4 separate regions of the Homo sapiens genome follow, and all the other regions are linked to region 4. A link is a contact called in ENCODE Hi-C or POLR2A ChIA-PET data. All regions are on one chromosome and are shown on one strand. Each heading gives the region's core, a stretch centred on a gene start or an enhancer-like site at or near the end of the contact. The rest is flanking DNA. Distances are from core to core; before and after follow the strand shown.

What was found. Hi-C counts contacts between places; a loop is a spot of excess contacts on that map. ChIA-PET counts read pairs that join two places held with the same protein, here RNA polymerase II (POLR2A). Pooled maps may share reads with other maps.
Region 1: a loop to region 4 is called in a pooled map, with 2.0 times the contacts of the local background. The contact joins the enhancer-like site here to the promoter of ATP1A1-AS1 in region 4. A Hi-C loop is called at or near these places in 1 of 37 single-sample maps with no recorded cell type and 2 of 50 pooled maps. POLR2A ChIA-PET finds 5 or more read pairs at or near these places in 12 of 52 experiments (A549, CD4-positive, alpha-beta memory T cell, H1 and 8 more).
Region 2: a pooled map shows a loop between it and region 4 (3-fold over the local background). The contact joins the enhancer-like site here to the promoter of ATP1A1-AS1 in region 4. A Hi-C loop is called at or near these places in 1 of 168 maps with a recorded cell type or tissue (B cell), 7 of 37 single-sample maps with no recorded cell type and 9 of 50 pooled maps. POLR2A ChIA-PET finds 5 or more read pairs at or near these places in 2 of 52 experiments (GM12878 and activated CD4-positive, alpha-beta memory T cell).
Region 3: a pooled map shows a loop between it and region 4 (3-fold over the local background). The contact joins the enhancer-like site here to the promoter of ATP1A1-AS1 in region 4. A Hi-C loop is called at or near these places in 1 of 168 maps with a recorded cell type or tissue (naive thymus-derived CD4-positive, alpha-beta T cell), 6 of 37 single-sample maps with no recorded cell type and 14 of 50 pooled maps. POLR2A ChIA-PET finds 5 or more read pairs at or near these places in 10 of 52 experiments (CD4-positive, alpha-beta T cell, CD4-positive, alpha-beta memory T cell, CD8-positive, alpha-beta T cell and 5 more).

What each region holds. Positions count from the first base shown.
Region 1 is chr1:116,345,623-116,348,748 of GRCh38, reverse strand. No RefSeq gene overlaps it. Among named protein-coding and RNA genes, the nearest start is that of ATP1A1, 26 kb to the left of the region's middle. Within about 2 kb of position 1,593, at least 4 of the 41 ENCODE cell types and tissues checked have a DNase peak (open chromatin) inside an H3K27ac peak, as active enhancers do.
Region 2 is chr1:116,538,654-116,541,800 of GRCh38, reverse strand. All of the region lies in intron 2 of CD58 (CD58 molecule), which reads left to right. Among named protein-coding and RNA genes, the nearest start is that of MIR548AC, 20 kb to the left of the region's middle. RefSeq lists an enhancer at 3,146-3,147. Within about 2 kb of position 1,625, at least 2 of the 41 ENCODE cell types and tissues checked have a DNase peak (open chromatin) inside an H3K27ac peak, as active enhancers do; they include B cell, where a contact is called at or near this core.
Region 3 is chr1:116,514,553-116,517,713 of GRCh38, reverse strand. CD58 (CD58 molecule) reads left to right here. Exons shown (of 6, transcript NM_001779.3): 6 at 2,892-3,161. The coding sequence ends at 2,901. Among named protein-coding and RNA genes, the nearest start is that of LINC01762, 37 kb to the right of the region's middle. Within about 2 kb of position 1,878, at least 16 of the 41 ENCODE cell types and tissues checked have a DNase peak (open chromatin) inside an H3K27ac peak, as active enhancers do; they include CD4-positive, alpha-beta T cell and CD8-positive, alpha-beta T cell, where a contact is called at or near this core.
Region 4 is chr1:116,417,337-116,420,503 of GRCh38, reverse strand. ATP1A1-AS1 (ATP1A1 antisense RNA 1) reads left to right here and starts at 1,882. Exons shown (of 3, transcript NR_027646.1): 1 at 1,882-2,045. RefSeq lists a silencer at 1,674-1,803 and an enhancer at 1,763-2,057.

The DNA.
Region 1 (3,126 bases), core at 344-2,843, 71 kb after region 4:
CCTGCCTTAGTCTCCCAAGTAACTAGGACTAAAGGTGTGTGCCACTATACCATACCTGGCTCATTTTATTGTAAGCATTTATAGCTATCAATAGCACTACTTTTGCAGTGTTGTGTAAGTTTTGGTATAGTATGTTTTCATTGTCATTTGTCTCTATTTTCTAATTTCCTTTGTGATTACAGAAGGACATTTTATAATAAAAATGAGTCAATCCATCAGGAAAACATAACAATCATAATAATGTATGCGCATAACAACAGAGCCCCAAAATATATAAAGCAAAAACCAACAGAATTGAAAAGAGAAATAGGCAATCAAACAGAAATAGCTGGAAACTTTAATACTTCACTTTCAGTAATAGATAGAACAGCTAGGCAGACAATAAACAAGATACGTATGACTTTAACATTATAAACCAACTAAATGTAAGAGATTGCTGCACCAAACAAGTGCAAAATACACAGAATACACATTCTTCTCAAGAGCACATGAAATATTCTCTACGATAGACTAAATGCTGAACCATAAAACAAGCCATAATAAATTTAAAAGAACTGAGATTATACAAAGTATGTTCTCCAGCCACATGGAATAAAATTAGAGATTAATAGAAAGCTCTCTTTACATGAGCAAATATATCATCACGTAGAAGTGGATGATCATCTGTTAGGAATATCAGCCTTTGCTTTCCACATGCACACAGTTCTGCTGCTGGCTACACAGCCCTTTCATCCAAAGAAACCTCTCACTCAAAGCAGGTGTGGCCAGGATATTTCCAGCCTCAGTTAGGGCTCTAGAAACTTAATCTCACTGGAGAATTCTAGAAGATTGCATAGACTGTGCCTCAGAGTTATTTTCGCAGGAGATGGGTTATTTATAGGTTAACTCCCTGTCAATCACTGTTTGAGGTTGCTTCTAGGCATTAAGTCTCTGGAGATTCCAGCTTGTCCTGTACTTAATCCAAATCTATTCCTGAGGCCAGGACAAGGCAGGGAGTTGCAGTTGTTCACATAAGCAGACTTGGAATAGAGAGTGAATGTCAGCCGCCAGCATCTGCCACAACACCCCAGGTCTTTGTTCTGGGTATTAGGCCCATAAAAACAACTAATCAATCACTAGACTTATCTACTTGTATCTAATTAATTCCACAAATATTTATTTAATACAGAAGAAGTGTCAGGTTTTATACTAGGAGATGAGACTTTAGTGGGGAGTAAAGCAGTCTTGGTCTCTGCCTTTTACTCCCCAGAGGCATTTCAAACGAATCTGCCTAACACTGGGCCCATTGTCTCCTCCTCCAACTTATTCCTCTTTCTTTATTTTCTGTCTATGTAGATGATCACCCAGGCCCAAACTCAGAAATCTTTCTTGACTCTTTTTTAACCTCAATATCCAATCCATCACTACACTTGCCAGCGTCATCTCTTACCTCTTTGGCCCTTTCTCAGTATGTGGTGTTTTAAACATGTATTATTTGTTCAGGTGATAATACAACTAAGCAAGAAAAGGGTTTCAATGATTTCCTTAGTGGTTGCCAAGCCGAGTTTTTGTGGCTCAGTGATTGTAGGTTTCTGCTTTGTTTTTTTCTGCAGTTAGGCTCGAAGCCTTTGAGTACAGGTGCCACACCTTACTTTTTTTCTTACCCCACAATTCTGGGCACAGAGCATTGTGCTTTCCTTAAGCCACAGCATTCCTTACCCCACAGTTCTGAGCATTGGCTGAGCACCAATGTCTGAATAACATTTGCTGTGTGCTGACATACCCTCAGCAGGGCCATCTTATCCACTGGGCACAGTAGGCTTGGACCTACAATACTCTCAAGGGTGCATAAATATATTTTAGTTTCTTTGTTTTTTTTAAAATCAGGAAAAATGAATATTACATAATGAAAATAATAAATATATATATAAATGAATACAGTCTGGATTATAGTTGTCTTTATACCAGCACAGTCATAAAAAATAATTTTTAATATTTTTTCTTTCTTTTTATGGAGGAATGGGCCCATGAAGGCAAAATTGCCTAGGGTCCATGAAAGCGATAATGTAGCCCTGGCTCTCAGTTCAGCATCACCTTCTCGCCATGAAGTCAGAAGCTCTGGACTGGGTTGGGGGCTCCACTACTGTTGTACCCTTTCAGTTATGCTTGAAGAACTAAGAGAACTGTGTATTCTGCCTTGTTCTGCCTCTCTTTAAGATTCCAGGACAAATATATCCCTAAGGCCTTTTGGACTGGTTGAACTGAAGATAACTTTAAATTTAAGAGGCTCTAACTTCCAACATGGGAGATAAGATGAAAAAAGAAATCCAGACAGCCTGCTTTAATTCTATCCCAATCAAACTTTTATTTTAAAGAACTATTTAAAGGACCTGACATATGTGAAAAACAAAACTCTTTTTTTAAACCTTTAGCGATATGACAAAGCTCCTGAAATGAGACCCCCTCCTTCCTGCAGCATTAGATACCCTGTGAGTGCCAAGGTATGGGCTATGCAGGGTGGATAGCTCTGTTTTGCCTGTCCCAGGGCCATCTGTGATACAAATCGTGTGCTTCCTGGACTCCCTGCAAGCTGCAAGCTACAAGCCTTTGCCTAGCAAATCAGGTTAAGATGAACAAAGGCAGCCATGAAGGGGGATGTCTCAGAAGGGCATTGCAGGCCAAGGGGTGTGCATAATGTGTTGGGTAAGGATGGAGTGAAGCAGGTTGGGGAGGCAGAAAGATGTTGCTAGGCAACCAGCCCCGGTGCCTTTGTATATGTAGATATATTTTGTTTGAAGCAGCAGCTGGCAGCCACCACCTTTTTTTCTCTCCCTCCTCCTCCTACCCATGCCCAGAACACAGACCTGGGCTACAGCTCTCAGAGAGGTCCTGGGAGGATAAAGTTGGGAGCCTGGTTCATGCTATGGAAAAAAACATGTGTATGAAAAGGCAAATAACTTTACAAGACAGCATTGACCTGGTGAAATCTGGACATTACATTTACTAACCAAGATCTTGGGCAAGTTGATTGACTCTCTGTGACATTCAGGTTCCTTGGCTGTAAAATTGGGGACATAACTTTCTTATAGGAATATTGTAAAGATTAGAGAAAATGTATGCAGATGACCCAGGCTGGTATCTGGGACA
Region 2 (3,147 bases), core at 376-2,875, 120 kb before region 4:
AGATCTAGAGCTCTAGCCCAGAGTACCCCGCCGAGCTCCTTATGTGTATACCTGACTGCCCAGTGTACCTCTCCAGTCAGACATCTAATTGGCCTTTCAAATATCACAAGTCCAAAAGTAAGCTCATTATCTTCCCCTTAAAACCTGCTGCTCCTCCCCAAATCTTTTCCCTTTTGGTTAATGGCAGCCCCATCCTTTCAGCTGGTCAGTCTGAAACCGGGATGTCATCCTTGATACCTCTCTTTTTCTTGAATACCACATTCACTCTACCAGGAAGTTGTATTGGTTCTACCAGAATGATCTTTTTAAAACAGAAGTCAGATCATGTCACTCATCTGTGTGGAACTTTCTAATGGCCCCATCTAACTCTGTTAAAGCTAAAATGTGTAAAGCGACTTGCAAGGCTATGTGAGGTCTGACCCCTGTGGACTCTATTTAGACAAATACAGCTTGCTAAGATGTCAAAGTATCCTCTTAGAAGATTTCCTTGAAAAAGTAGAATCTTTGAAACATGGACATTGGGGATCTGATAATTTATAGATAGGGCCAACAAACAAGAGGATTGAGTCAGAATTTAGATCACACATTTTAAGAGCCCTTTTTATAGAGTTTGTAAAACTAATTCAAAACATTTGAATAAATTTCTCCTCTTAAACTTGATGAACTGTTTTAAAATAATTTAAAATATTCTAGGCCGGGCATTGTGGCTCAAGGCTATAATCCCAGCACTTTGTGAGGCTGAGGAGGGAGGGTTGCTTAAGCCCAGTAGTTCAAGACCATCCTAGGCAACATAGCAAGACTCCATCTCTACAAAAATAAAATAATTAACCAGGCATGGTGGTGCATGCCTGTAGTCCCAGCTACTCAAGAGGCTGAGGTGGGAGGATCCCTTGAGCCCAGGAGGCTGAGGCTGCAGTGAGCCATGATTGCACCTCTGCACTCCAGTCTGGGTGACAGACCAAGACCCTGCCTCAAAATAACTAGCTAAATAAATTAATTAAATAAAATATTCTATGGCACCTCAGCAAAGGTATGGTTTTGTTAGTCAGACCAACTGGATAGACCTTAGGAAGCCTGCAGAGGAGTAAAGTACAGGGGAGGTGAGTTTTGATCAGGAGGCAGTGATATTGATAGTATTGAGTGTGGGACTTAAAGTCCTGGTTTGAGAGTCTGGACATCAGCTTGTAGCAGTGGGGAGCCATTGTGTCCTATACTGGAGCAAGGAAGTGACTTGATAAAATACATTTTTGGAAGATTAATGTGATGGTGCATACTTATGATGGATTAAAGAGAGGAGATGTCAAGTTAGAAGCTACTATCATCCAGGTAGATAGAGGGTCCAAGAAAGAGTCTGCAAGATGTAGGTTTTGGTTGTAAAAAGACATAAGATGACTCTAGGTTTCACATCTGCATGATAAAATGATTGGTCATACTATTTTTTTTTTTTTTTAAGAAAAGAGGAAGTCATACTTCCTTGAGGTAATGTTAACACTTGTTTTAGTAACCTGGTAATCTTCTAGAGACACCAGACCTAATAGGAGACTTCCAGTGAGCATATTTTGGACAGGGGGATTTCCTGGCACTTCCTAAATTCAGGGCATCCACTTCCTTCTGTGTGTACATTGAGATCTGGCTTTCCTCCATACCCAAAAGTCCCCTTAAAATTTCTACTTCTGAGGTTTATTAGTCCTTTCCCATCTTTTTATGGACCTTCATCACATCTCAGATGATGATTTTTATGTAAGTAGAATTAACTGCCCTGTCCTTAACTGGGCTGGATTGATACTTGACCTTTACTAAAATTCGTGAAAATATACACATATTTCTATAAAATGTCATCAGATATGTGTAAGAAATTCTCATTTTTTACACAGCAGTGAACTCAATTCATTAATTATAAATTGACTAATTGTCTTAGGGAGGAAGTAGGCACATTTCTTGCCAGTTTAATGCTGCTTAAAGTAGAGGTATAACGAATATTTGTTAGATACAGCTGTGGTAAGTCCCACGGGCAGCAAGAAAATATGAAAGATTTATAGAAGGAAAAGATCTGAGGTGTAGAAACTGTGATCTAGGTGCTGCAGAAAGGCTTGCACACTTTTAGATGAGTTGGATAGGCACTTCTACCTTTGCCATCTGGCAACTGTTGTGTAATGAGATAGCCAGAAAGAGCTTCTACCTAGTCAAGGGAGTTCTAGCAACTTAGAAGATAATACTAACACTTCTTCATGTTTCCCCTGAAATTACTTTCATATTCTGTTTTTTTTCTTTTCTTTTCTTTTCTTTTCTTTTTTACAAACCCTGCATGTGGCACTCAGTCATATTCTGTTTGACCTTTACAGTGACCTGATACAGCATTCCCTTTCACAGATGAAAATAAGACAGTTTAGGAGTCCGTTTCTCTGTAAGTAGAACAAGAGACCTGGATGGATGCTTTCTTAAAACTCTTCCAGCTCCTAAAAGGACTGTGGCCCCAGGTCACACAGCAGGCCAAGGCTAAGGCTTGATCAAACCTCCCAACTCCTACTCAGTGACTCTTCTCATCATATCACATACCCTCCGGGGAGCCTCGGCTTCCTGGAGTTGGAAACTCACAGCCAATGGCCGTGTGCTCTATTACAGCTAGCATTTGTTAAGTACTTACTCTGTGCAGGCACTACATGTTAATTCATATGTTGATTATTATCTGTGTTAACTCATTTAATCTCATTACAGTCTGATAGAGTAAGTACTATTTGTGTCCTTATTGTAGAGAGGAGGAAACCTAGACACAAGGTGATTTAAGTAACTTGCCCAATGTCAAATGGCTCTTAGTCATGAAGCTGGGATATGCACTCAGGCAGCTGGGCTTCTGAGTCCATGCTAAACACCATACTGTACCTCTTTGGAGATAGCGGGTAGAAGAATTTACATTTTATTTGAAGACTGTCTCTCTGAATCTATCCTTCTATCCATCTGTCTCCCCATCTGTCCTGTACTGCTTGTGAGGAGCCATCTGTGTGCCTTGCATTATGTCATGTGCTGTGGTTGAAAGGTGAGTCATACCTAGTCTTTGCCCTCCAAAGATACACAGTCTCTGGGGCTGATGATGCACCTCTGTTCAGTTCAGAAAGTGCTGGATGAAAGACTAGACATTGGCAGAGCTAG
Region 3 (3,161 bases), core at 629-3,128, 97 kb before region 4:
CTAGATGCCCTAGGGTGATGGGAAGAGGCAGAGGAGGCGGGACTGGGGAAGCAAAGTCCAGGATCAGAGCCAGGGTAGCCCCGGGTTAGAGACTCGAGGGAGGAGGCTACATGTTAAAGCTGCAGAGACAAGGAGGTAGGCGAGGGGTTAAGACCTTTGGTTTTGTGGAGTCGGTTGCTGTGGTCAGTGCAGGGATGAAGTGAGGGTGGCTAAGCAGCAGCAAGGGCCTAGGTGAGGTGGGATCGATGGATGGGCCACAGGTGTCCTTTCTCCTCAGCTGCCAGGTGGAACAGTGCAGGAGAAACAAGCTGTGGCAGGAGGCCTGGGGGCAAGGAAGTACAAGGGGCAGCTCAGCCGGCCACAGACCCAAGCTGGGAGGACCCAAGGCCATGAGGGGTTGATGGGCCAGGAGGCTGGGCAGAGAGGAGCCAAGTAGCTGGAGATGAGGTGAGGTGGGAGAGGTAGGGACCTCCAGGCTTGTGGTCAGAGGAAGGCATTTCAGATCTGAGCAATATGCGTGAGCCCCAGGTGAGTGTGAGAGCCAAGTCAGGTCTCTGCTGAGATCTAGGTGGTTACAGTGGAGGGGAACTCTGAGTGGATGGGGGAGGCATAGCCATCACTACCAATGATGGGGGTAGGGGGGCATCATCCAGGGCCACGGGGAAAGGGGATGGGCATTCTGGAACTCATCCCTTCCTCTGTTCCTTTCATCACAACAAACGTTATGGAGATTATGCGATACCAGGCACTGTGCTAGCTGATAGGGTGGGGGTCAGAGTACCCAGCGAGGCTAGACATTGTGTGGGATTCAGAGAAAGCATATAATAGGGCTCCTCCCACAAGAAGCTTGTGGCCACACCAGGGAGAGAGAATGGATGCACATGAGCATACGAAACTCTTAGAAGGACTTAGGCAGGAAGCACAGGTGATAGGCAGAATGTGTGATATGAGGGTAAGGGCTGAGCAACCAACGCAGAGGAATTGGAGAGGCCAGAATAATCAGAAAAGCTTTGGAGGGGGTAGGATGTGACCTACATTTTCAGAACAAGAGTGGAGTAGAAAAGGCATTCCAGGTGGGATAAACAGCGGAGGCAAATACATGAGAGGGAATTAAATCTGTTGTGATTTATTTGATAGTAAGATTGACCTGCCTGGCATCGAGTTGAAGTAGAGGCAAAAGACACTGAATATTTGCAAGGAGGTCCTTAGAATGGAGTGATATGGAAATAAGCAGCCATTATAGGTTCTTGAGCAGGAACATTTTGCATGAAAAGCACTGCTTTGGAATGATGAGTCTAGAAAGGTAACACTGACCTCTCTAAGGTGGCATTCTAGGGAGAGACCTGAGTATTTGGGGCTGAGATTGAGAGAGGAGCTTACTTTTCTTGGTATATTTTTATTTACTATTCAAGTTCTGCATCATGTGTGTTTACTGCCTATTTAATAATTATTTTTAAATTTAAAGAACCCATTGTGGCAGCAGGGGGAATTCTCTAAGCTCAGTTACTAAAGGGTTATGAAGCTGGGTATGGTAGCACACACCTGTAGTCTCAGCTACTTGGGAGGCTGAGGTGCGAGGATCGCTTGAGTTTAGGAGTTAGTGGGAGGATTTCTTGAGCCCAGGAGTTAAGAGACCAGCCTGGGCATCAAAAAAATTAAGTTAAATTAAAATGTTAAAAGGTTCTGTATATGGTGGAGATGGAGGAGATCGGGGGAGGAGATGAGAAAGGGGCAAGCATAAGTAGGAACAAATGCAATATTTCCCCAGCTGCGCGAGGGCAGGAGCAGGAAGAACTAAACCCAATTAGGAACAACAGAGGACAGATGAGTAGATAGCAGACATCTGACGGGAAATGGCCACGCCACACTTCTCACCCAGGCAGTTCAACGTAGGCAATTTCTGAGTGCCCTGGTATTTTTTGTGTAAGTGTCTAGAAAACAGATCACAAAGTTAGCCAAATTAAAAAGGAAGCAGGGAGTCCTATTTCTCCGAGAAGAAAGATTTACAGGTGGGATCTCAGGCAGGAGCCAAGCTGGAGAAGCAGGCTTGATTCCTTGTAGTGGGTGAGGAGACTGCTGGGAGAGGGCAGGGAAGCAGAGACCGGCAAAAAGCTGCCCCAACAAGAATCCTGTGCCTGCCAACCTGGTTTACAAACATTTCCCACTTTATCCCCCTCAGAAAGTCACAGCACCCATTTCATGTTCTGTGAGGCTCCCAAGGAGGGAAACTTCTAGTTTGCTGTCCTTTACCTCACCCCTGTGACCACAGCACTAATTTCTCATGAATTCTTGTTACCAATGAGATACAAATGTTTGGGGAGCTCTGGCCTGGTCTGATTTTGAGCTCTGTGGAAATACGCAGACCACGGGGGAGGAGGCCGGGAAATGGACTCGGTTTGAGGGCTTGCTCAAGGATGCGGTTTTGTTTTTCGGCTGATTTACTCCAAGACAGCCAGAGATTGTTCTGTCGTTGCCACAGAGGTGACTAAACAGGAAGGTAAGTTTGAGGTAGGAAGAAAACCATCCCCAGGAGTTTCATGTAGCAAAGAAGGAAGTAGCTGTTACAAATGGGTGACAGTTTACATGTGGGTCTAACAGTCTCAGCTCTGTTGTTCAATCTTTCAGTTATACTCAGAGAGTAAGCGGGAGGAGCCTTGGGGCTGCTATTGAGTGCAGCATCCTGAAGGCTGTTCTTCAAGTGTTACTCAGACTACTATCCCAAGAGCACTCAAGGCAGTTCTTCCTCCATCCCTGCTCCCTAGCTCCCTTGGCTTTGATGAGTTTATTACAAAAGGGCTATTCACTTTAGAATAGGAGGGTAATTAAGACTCCTGGTCTGCAGCCCAGATTTACTGCATTTTACAAGTTAATAATATGATTTTTTTTTGTAGCTCCAATTGATTGGTAACAGAAGATGAAGACAACAGCATAACTAAATTATTTTAAAAACTAAAAAGCCATCTGATTTCTCATTTGAGTATTACAATTTTTGAACAACTGTTGGAAATGTAACTTGAAGCAGCTGCTTTAAGAAGAAATACCCACTAACAAAGAACAAGCATTAGTTTTGGCTGTCATCAACTTATTATATGACTAGGTGCTTGCTTTTTTTGTCAGTAAATTGTTTTTACTGATGATGTAGATACTTTTGTAAATAAATG
Region 4 (3,167 bases), core at 633-3,132:
GCTGCTGCTCATGGTGGCTATTTCCCATGATCACATCTCATTATTCTTTATTACCTTGTCATCTGGAGGAGGAAGGATATCATCATCAATATTCTGTGAATTCCTAAATTATTTCACTTCTTCCAAATGAACTCTGTCTCACTAGCCTTGTGACCCTGGTGTCCCTCAGAACTCTACGCAGGGCCGGGAGTCTAGTTTAGCCTTAAGTGAAGGCAGAATAAGTGGCTCCCCCACTCAGGGTCACCAGAAAAATCCTAACCCGTGAGAATCTTCCTACCCTGTTTTCTGATGTCTGAAGTCCCAGGGCACAAAATTTTCAACTTCAAGCTCTGATCCCAATTAAATGTAGACACTCTCAGAAAGGGTCACTATCTCTTAATGAAACTGCATTTTAGCCGGGCGCGGTGGCTCACGCCTGTAATCCCAGCACTTTGGGAGGCCGAGGCGGGCGGATCACAAGGTCAGAGATCCAGACCATCCTGGCTAACACGGTGAAACCCCGTCTCTACTAAAAACACAAAAATTAGCCGGGCGTGGTGGCGGGCGCCTGTAGTCCCAGCTACTCAGGAGGCTGAGGCAGGAGAATGGCGTGAACCTGGGAGGCGGAGCTTGCAGTGAACGGAGATCGCGCCACTGCACTCCAGCCTGGGCGACAGAGCGAGATACCGTCTCACAAAAAAAAAAAAAAAAAAAAAAAAAGTGCACTTTAGATGTTTTCCTGGTGGGGGGGGGGGGGAGTGGGATATAAGTAGCAGTGTTCCAAGTACCAAAACCTCCCTGAGTCATCTGTGAAAAGCCATTTGGCAATAATACTGAAAGCTTTTAAATGCTCACATTCTGACTTAGCAGTTTCACTCCTGTGAATATAACCTAAGGAAACTGATCTCAATACTGAAAGGACTTTATACACAAGAATGGGCTGGGCAGCAAAGTGCTGTAATCCCAGCACTTTGGGAGGCCGAGGCCGGGTCGAGGGAGAAGCACCTGAGGTCAGAAGTTCGAGACCAGCCTGGCCAACATGATGAAACCCCGTCTCTACTGAAAGTACAAAAATTAGGTGGGCGTGGTGGCAGATGCCCGTAATCTCAGCTACTCAGGAGGCTGAGGCAGGAGAATCTCTTGAACCTGGAAGGCGAAGGTTGCAGTGAGCTGAGATCGCGCCACTGCACTCCAGCCTGGGCGACAAGAGCGAGACATCGTCTCAAAAAACAAACAAACAAACAAACAAACAACCAAACAAAACAAAAAAGAATGAATAATTTATAATCGTGAAGCTTTGGAAGCCACTTGAATGTTGAACATTTGCGAGATGCTCAGAGAAGTGACAGCGTATCAACCCAATTTTTTAAAGTCCTGCCATTAAAAATTATAGGTAGGAAGCGTCAGTACTAACACGGTGAAAATGTTCATGTTACAAAGTGGAAAACAACCCTGGATTCAGTTTAGTATGTGCGTTTTACCACAGCTATGTAGAAACAAATCCATACACATGGAAATCGAATGAAGTGAAACGCATGCAAATGGTAATGATGCTGTGCTTGGAGGCAGAATTGGAAGCAGTGTTAAAGTTATTTATCATCATTCGTGTTTTTAAAATGCCGTGTGATGGCCGCAATACTTCTGTAACGAATGATGTTTAAGCACGGAGCCCTTCACTGGCCGACGCGCGGGTGGGAGATAGGAGCCGCGCCCAAGCTCAGGTGGCGGCTGCGGGCAGGGCCGCCTGGGGCCGCAGCCGGGCGCGCTCCCGGCGGGGACCCTCTGCTCTCCTTGCAGACGGAGGCCGCGCCGGGTTTGGAGGCATCCCACAGCCTCAGGCCGAGGACCCGCCGCGAAGCGCCGCCTCCGCGGGTTGACCCTCTGCAGCCGCCGTAGCGCAGAGACGAATCCGCGCTCCCCCAGGCTGTCGCGCGAGCTCCCCGGAAGCTCCCACCTGAGCGGCGCATCCTCAGGGCCTGGGCCTGGCCTCCTTGCCTGTGAGATGGCACTGTGACGGTGCCCACCTCGTGGGGTGTGTGAGGGCCGAGTGAAATCGTGCATTTGCGGTAAGAAAGTGCTTATCACGGTGCCCAGTCCTAATATGGGCTGCCAGCCTAAGTACAGAGTCCCAATCCCAGCCCAAAGGCCAGTTTCCAGGTGAACCCTTGTCGGGGAGACCACCAGACGGAACAGTCCCAGTCTACACTCCTGCACCGAGCAGGGGACAGTGTGGACCGCAGAGAGGTCCGAAGTCCCTTTAGAATAAGGATGGTGCTTCAGGGTTGTTAAAAGGATTAAATGAGATGATATCTAAAGGGATTAGCACAGTGGCTGGTGCTAAAATAAATCATTTTCTCTACTGCCACTGCTCTTACAACCAGACGCCTGGAACAGCCTGCTGGTTCGTCTCCTCATTTGTAAGCTGGAGTTAGTAGGTGTGTTGTGAAGGTTGAGAGAATATGCATAGGCAGAACCTGGCGTTTAATATTTGGGAAGTGGCAGCAATTCTTTCTTCATTAATCTACAAGCTGCACTGTGGTAGGCACATACCCTTAGCACCGATTCTTATAAGTGCAGGTAAGAGAGAGAGAAGATATATTGTGTAAGTCGAAGGAGCCAGCCGTGTCCAGGCCACCGCAAAACCTCGACAGTACTGTACCAGGGCCCTCTTCAGTGAATGAATCTCCTCTTTGGCCTGTTTGCTGTCTGTTTGCATTTGCTGCACCCATCAGTTCCCAAACCTGGTCTCTAAAGTCAGGAGCTCAAGGAAGCTTGTCCCAATCCTAGAAAACAAGTACAGCACACACCAACAGCAGCATCCCTAAAAGCCAGCCCTACTGGCAATGCGGGCCCTGCAACCCGTAGGTAAGTGGGACACTCTAAGCTTCTTGGAAACAGCTAACTCAGGGCCTGATTAGCTTACTCCCGCCTCCTGTCTTCAGGAAATCAGACTGTGTAAAATAAGAGAGAAAAGAAAATTGACATAAGTCTATTCCACTGTCTAATGAAATGTGTTTCACTTGTGTTTAAAGTGAATTGTGGGCTGGCGTGGTGGCTCATTTGCCTATAATCCCAACACTTTAGGAGGCCAAGGCAGGCAGATGGCTTGAGCTCAGAAGTTTGAAATCAGCCTGGCAACATGCAAAAACCCCATCTCTACAAAAAATATAAAAATTAGCAGGATGTGG